Linked DNA regions of Homo sapiens: region 2 is linked to region 1. The links are chromatin loops, found by intact Hi-C in ENCODE. Cell type or tissue: tibial artery. All regions are shown on one strand. Links, peaks and the distances in the headings refer to the core of each region. The heading gives the core; the rest is flanking DNA. Region 1 has its middle 58 kb from the start of CHST1. Region 2 has its middle 120 kb from the start of CHST1.

The links. Peaks named below come from ENCODE experiments on the same cell type or tissue, not always from the same donor. Only the 100,000 strongest peaks of a DNase experiment are listed, where the experiment ranks them.
Region 2: a loop joins it to region 1, with 4 times the contacts of the local background. A loop is called at or near these places in 1 of 110 quality-filtered maps.

What each region holds. Positions count from the first base shown.
Region 1 is chr11:45,606,417-45,609,328 of GRCh38, reverse strand. No RefSeq gene overlaps it. Among named protein-coding and RNA genes, the nearest start is that of CHST1, 58 kb to the left of the region's middle. RefSeq lists an enhancer at 2,303-2,802. In tibial artery, for the core only: no CTCF peak of the experiment used is centred there; a DNase peak (open chromatin) is centred at 1,138; H3K27me3 peaks cover 733 bases.
Region 2 is chr11:45,543,754-45,546,665 of GRCh38, reverse strand. No RefSeq gene overlaps it. Among named protein-coding and RNA genes, the nearest start is that of CHST1, 120 kb to the left of the region's middle. In tibial artery, for the core only: no CTCF peak of the experiment used is centred there; no DNase peak of the experiment used is centred there; H3K27me3 peaks cover 1,564 bases.

The DNA of each region.
Region 1 (2,912 bases), core at 130-2,629:
TGTGCTGTTCAGATCCCCTTACAATGGAGGACTTGTTGCTCCAACTGCTAGGAGTGCTGGTGTCAAAGAGCTTTTAGTGGTCAGTTACTTCAGGGATTATCTCAGCTGAAGAGAACTGTCTTGCCCAAGATTGCGCCCTTTCCCAAGGCAGCCTACATCCAATGACATCATTGTGAGAGTATAAGGGCCTGATCATGTTGGTGCATCAGGACAACTCTGCAGGGCTGTTCTTGCTCCAGAGCTCCCACGGTGTGGGGCCTGCATTCCAGCTTGAATTTCCCTCTGCCTGCTCCTGCTTCCTTTTCTCTCCTTTGTACAGGTGTTGACTCCAAGCATGCTCCTTATTAAACATCCTGCACACTAAACTATGGCTCAGGATCTGCTTCCTGGGGAATTCAACCTGTGTCTCTGACATCATCCTTTCATCTATAAATGCATTTCTCCATCCACATGTCCTTTCATCCAATAAGTAAACATTTACCTTAAACTTGCTGCATGTGTAAGAGTTGGGTATTACAGGGGACAGAGACATGAACTAAAAATGAGTCCTGCCCTCAAGGAGCTCACAGACTGATAGGGATGGTTAGACCTGCCTACAAACAGCTCTAACAAGTAAATCAGAACAGAGAGTGGTCCTCTCAGCTGAGGGAATTGGGGAAGGCTTCATGGGGGAGGTAATACCTGAGATGGGCCGTGAAGGAAGGGGGATAAGAAATAGAATCTGGTTTTGTGGAACTGGAATGAAAGTGGCTTTTATGCAGTATGAACAGCCATTTAAAGCATATAGAATGGAAATGAGACCCATCCACCTGAAGGGAAGAGGCAGGTGCCATGGCTGGGCATAGCTGGACCTTGGATAACCTCATGACAACCACTTTCTATGTCTCTACCATGTCCCTTCCTACAGAGCCCTTCCTTTACTCCCAGCTCTTCCTCCCACCTGCCTCCCCTCTGGCCCCACAGGAAGCGTGGCTTGGTCATCAGCCAAAGCCCTGTGGTCTGGCCATAGTGGGGAGGGGCCAAAGGCCACAGCAGAGAGGAGGGCAAGATGCTTTCCTGGCCGCAGAGAAGAGGAGGCAATGGCATGACTGGCAAGCTCTTTAATCCAGGGCTGCTCACTCCCCAGAAGACTGCTTCCTCCAGCTCCCTTCTGGATTAATAAGAAACCAGATGGGCCCAGCTGGTTGGTGAGAGTCATGCGCTAATGAGGCCAAGATTGCAGCATGACCTCTGGAAGGGCCTGGAAGCTTAACGTGCAGAGAGTCTGTTCACAGATCTCTGACCCAGGCAAAGATGGTAACCCTGACCTTGGCTGGGTACGTGACCCCTGGCCTCTACCATTGACTAAGCCCTAACCCTGATCACAGACTAAGCCCAGTGTCTGGCTGCAGAATGATCCCCAAACACCAATCAATCAATTAATCAACCATCTGACAGCTCTGTATGGAAGAGCTTCTGTAGAGGCTGAATGTTATTCCAGGATGCTGGGGGATGAAGGCATTGCCTCTGGGGCTCACCTGGGTCTAGGGTAGCCACGCTCAGGGATGCTGGCTTCTGCTCACTGTCGGGATGGGTTTTCTATTTGCTCCCCCACAATAATAAGGGCTGCTCTTTTAAGCAGTCAGCTCCCCATCAGAGGAAGTGTCTAGTTGGTAGCTGGTGGACAATCATCCATCAGTGACTTTTAAAGAGGATGCTGGCACTGAGTGGGGCCTTCACTGGACACAATGCTTGCTGACTGAGTGACCTGGGCCAATGAGTTTCTTCTTGAAGCCTCAGTTTTCATGTCACTACAATGGAGATAAAGAAGTATGTATTGGCTGGGTGAGGTGGCCCACGCCTGTTATCCCAGGACTTTGGGAGGCTAAGGTGGGAGGACCTCTTGAGCCTGGGAGTTTGAGACCAGTCTGGGAAATATAGTAAGATCTCATCTCTGTGAAACAAACAAACAAACAAACAAAAAAAACATTAAAAAATAAGGCAAGTATGGTGGCGAGTGCTTGTAGGAGGATGACTTGAGCCCAGGAGGTGGAGGCTGCAGCAGAGAGCTGAGACTGTGCCACTGCGCACTCCAGCCTGGGTGATAGAATAAAATAAAATAAAAGAAAGAAAGAAAAAAGAAAAAAGAAGTGTGTACTGTGCACTTCCTAGCCCTGTGGTGACTGCTTGATGAGACTGTGTGTGTGCTGCTCTAAGCACTGTGCTAACTCAGTGCTCAACACTTCGTAGGCATTTTTGTTATTGCTCTAAGACTATCCCCAGCAGGAGGGCTGTTGAGGTTTTCGTTTCAGGCATTTGAGAAAGGGTGCAATGAATCTTGCCCTTCTTAGCAAATAGCCATGGTCAGGGGCTGGGCCCATGGGCCAAGGAAGGGACAAGGCTGTATACTCAGCAGGGCTTGTTTCCCCACCCAACCTCACCCCCTCTCCTAAGCCCTGTAGCCCCTTGACCTTTTATCCTGGGAAGTGAGAGGAGCCAGGGAATGGGGAATACCAGGGAGAGGAGCCATCCATAGGGAATACCAGGAAACACCCCATTCCTCCCTGCCCCTCCCCAGCTCAGGCAGGTTTAGGGCCATTCTGCAGCCTCAGCGAGAATCTCCATGCCTCGAATGGTTACCATGGCAACCCTGCGGCGGGAGAAGCAGGGGGAGCCTGACTCGGGGATGGGAACCTGAATTTCCAAGGCAGCACGGCCCTCAGGTTGGCTGCAGAGTTCTGATCCTGCTAGGGGTGGGGTGGGGCAGGAACAGGGTGCTCAGGGATGAACTAGCCTGCCCGAGAACCAGGACCTTTGCCCTCAGAGCTGCTAGGGACAAATGGCGTCTTGGCTCAGAGTCTTCCCGTTGCCTGGTTTGTGCCCTTCACAGAGGTCCCTCATCAGGAGCCTGGCTGTGTCCTGTCCTTCACCTG
Region 2 (2,912 bases), core at 137-2,636, 63 kb after region 1:
TCTTCTCCCTGTGTCCCCACATGGACTTCCTTTTATAGGTCTGTGTCTAAATTTCCTCTTCTTATGAGGATAGCAGTCATATGGGATTAGGGCTGACCCGAATGACCTCATGTTGCCTTAATTACTACTTTAAACGCCCTATCTCCAAATACAGTCACATTCTGAGTTACTGGGCATTGAGATTTCAACATACGAATTTTGGGGGACAGAATTCAGTTTGTAAAAGGAGCCATTTCCCCTTTGGAATTTCTGTATGCCTGGCAGGGGATGCTTTAGCTAGAAGTGAGGTGGCCCTCACACAACATCAAGCATAATGGAAGGTGTAATGACCACCTGCTGCTCCCCACTTTTGTAGCCAATTCTTTGAGATCCCAGAGCAATGAAGTATAGACAGAGCCAGGTTCAGCACATGAAATCTGTAGAAATTTGATTGACACAAAGATGCTGCCGGCATCTTGGGATCAGGCCAGAGGTGTTGCAAATTGAAGGCAGAGGAATTTCCTAAGCATCTCTAAAGTTATGGCTGAGGCTTCTGTAAGTCAAAAAACCCTTCTCCCACTGCAGTGTTTCTTAATTCCTTATCACCACAACAGCCAGGATGAGTGGCAGGCGCTTTAGAAAGAGGGGCAGTGGGAGCAAGCCCTCCAGTGCTACTTCCATCCCTGAGTTGAAGATGTTGGTCCTTTTGAGTCTCTCCTAATAGTTTCATCTCCCTCTGATGACTGGCCAATATGTCCTGAAACATTTTGGGGTGTATCTGCCGTAAGGATATTGCTGGCATCATTTTATTTATGTAGATCATAAGGAAACCAAAATGACAGAAAGTGTACATGTCACCTATGGGAAAGGTGAGACTTGAGACTCCTAAGCCAATAGAAAGCAAATTATGTCCAGAAAGCAGTTATGCCCCTTTTATTTGATAATAAAGGGCAACCAAGCACTTGATTCTGGGAAACAAGTGAGGAAGTGTAGGAAACACAGTGGATTTGACTCCAGATCTCTGCTGCTTAAGAGGGGAGCTCACTGTAGCTCCCCTCAACAGGAAAAGCCCAACCTTTGCGGCCTGGCACACCTGAATCCATATCTTGGTGGCGTGACCCTGGGTAAGTTACTTAATCTCTTGTAAGCCTCAGTTTTTACACCTGTAAAATGGGGATGATACCCAAATGATATAATTTATAGAAGTGTTGAGCCCAGTGCCTGGCACATAATAGGTGCCTAGTGCATATCAGCTTCTTCCTTGTTCTTCCTCTCCCAATCTGTGTCTCTGGGTCTTTCTACTTTGCCTGGGCAAGGTGACTGTCACTCTTGCCCCTTCTCTGCAGCATTGGTCATGTAATAAGGCAGAAGAAGCCTGGCATATACATTACAATTAGAGAGTTTCTAGGTTTTCCTCTCTATAAATGGTTGGGTTAGATATGGTGATATCTGAGCTGCTTTCTGTCTCTGACATTTGTGAATGCTATATTCTACTGGGGCTGTGAGACCTTGGCCTTGGAAATTCATGGGGAAGTCAAGACCCAGTTCATCCTGATGGTCAAAGGCTGGTCTGGATCCCTGAGAAACAGCTATAGGACACACAGACCTCTCCCTACCCCGGACCATGAGAGGAGGGAGGGTGGTGCGGGGCTGGTGACAGAGCTAAAGGGTGTTGCTATAATTAAACACCATGTCTTACATCAATTCCACACTGACGCTTCTCTACAGAGTCAGGCTGACATTCATTTCTTATAAGAACGCTTTGTCAAAATAATTTTTTTATTAAAAAAAGAAAGATTCCTGCCAAAGCAGCAGAGCCATATTTTCCAGGACTCTCCAAGGGAGAACTGACTCAGAGCAAGCTCTGAGCAGGGGTATCTGCTTATTGGCACCTTAGAGATCTGAGCCTGTGGTAGACGTGAGCTCTGAGAGGTTATTGGCTCCACATCTTGTGCTCCTAGGTCAAGATCCCAGACCCCTCTGTAGGATGGAAGTGAAGATGCTTGGAGCTTGGAGCTCTGGTCCAACCCAGAGGGGGAAGTGACTTGCCCAAGGTCTTAGTGCCTTCTGGCAGGGTAGGGCTGGAGCTGTCTCATTCATGAGTGAGCACTGTGAAATGGAAAGGACAATAGGCCCATTGGTGCCCCTCTCTCAGGCTCAGCTTCTTATTTGAAAGGTAAGAATAATTATGCCTAAGCTAGGGGTTATCATGGGAACTAGATTAGAGGGTTTATTGAAAGGTGTCTGGCTCAATGAATAGAGGGATGTAATTCTAGAAGGCATAGGAAATCCAGGGGTCTATACATGAGGAAGGAGAATTCACTGGGCTTTTCTACCCAAACAGCTCCCCGGAAGTTCCACTACACTGTTTCCTAGGGCAGGACTGGGGAAGGAGGAGCAACCCACCAGGTACGCATGGGCTCCAGCACCTTCTTTGTGAGTAGGATGTGCTCCTGACCACTGCACCACACTGCCTCCCTAGAAGGGTTTTGAACTTTTATAATGAGAACTCAACCTTTCCTTGGCCTTCTGAACAGTGAGAAGACACCATCTAGAAATAATACTGTAAGTTTGAGGCAAGGTCAGAACTTGAACCCAGGTCTCTGCTAACTCAGATCAACGTTGGTCTCCCAGGCTCATGGGAACTGTCCCTGGTGCTGACCCCAGGTCCACACTCTCTAGCTTGACTTGGCCTCGTGTCTGGCTTGGGTTCCCGCCCTAAAAGGCCCTTAAGAACCTCTTTTGGCAGAGGAAGACAAAGCCCCCAGAGGACAAGTGACTTGTTCAAGGCCACATAACAGTTCCCTGTGGCACTAGAGTACCTCATCACTTACTTCATTGTCCATGGATTCTGCATTTCTAGATCAACATTTGAGACCAGGTTTTAAGCTTATCTTTGTCACTGACTCTGCCAAAGTCATAGAAAGAGGTAT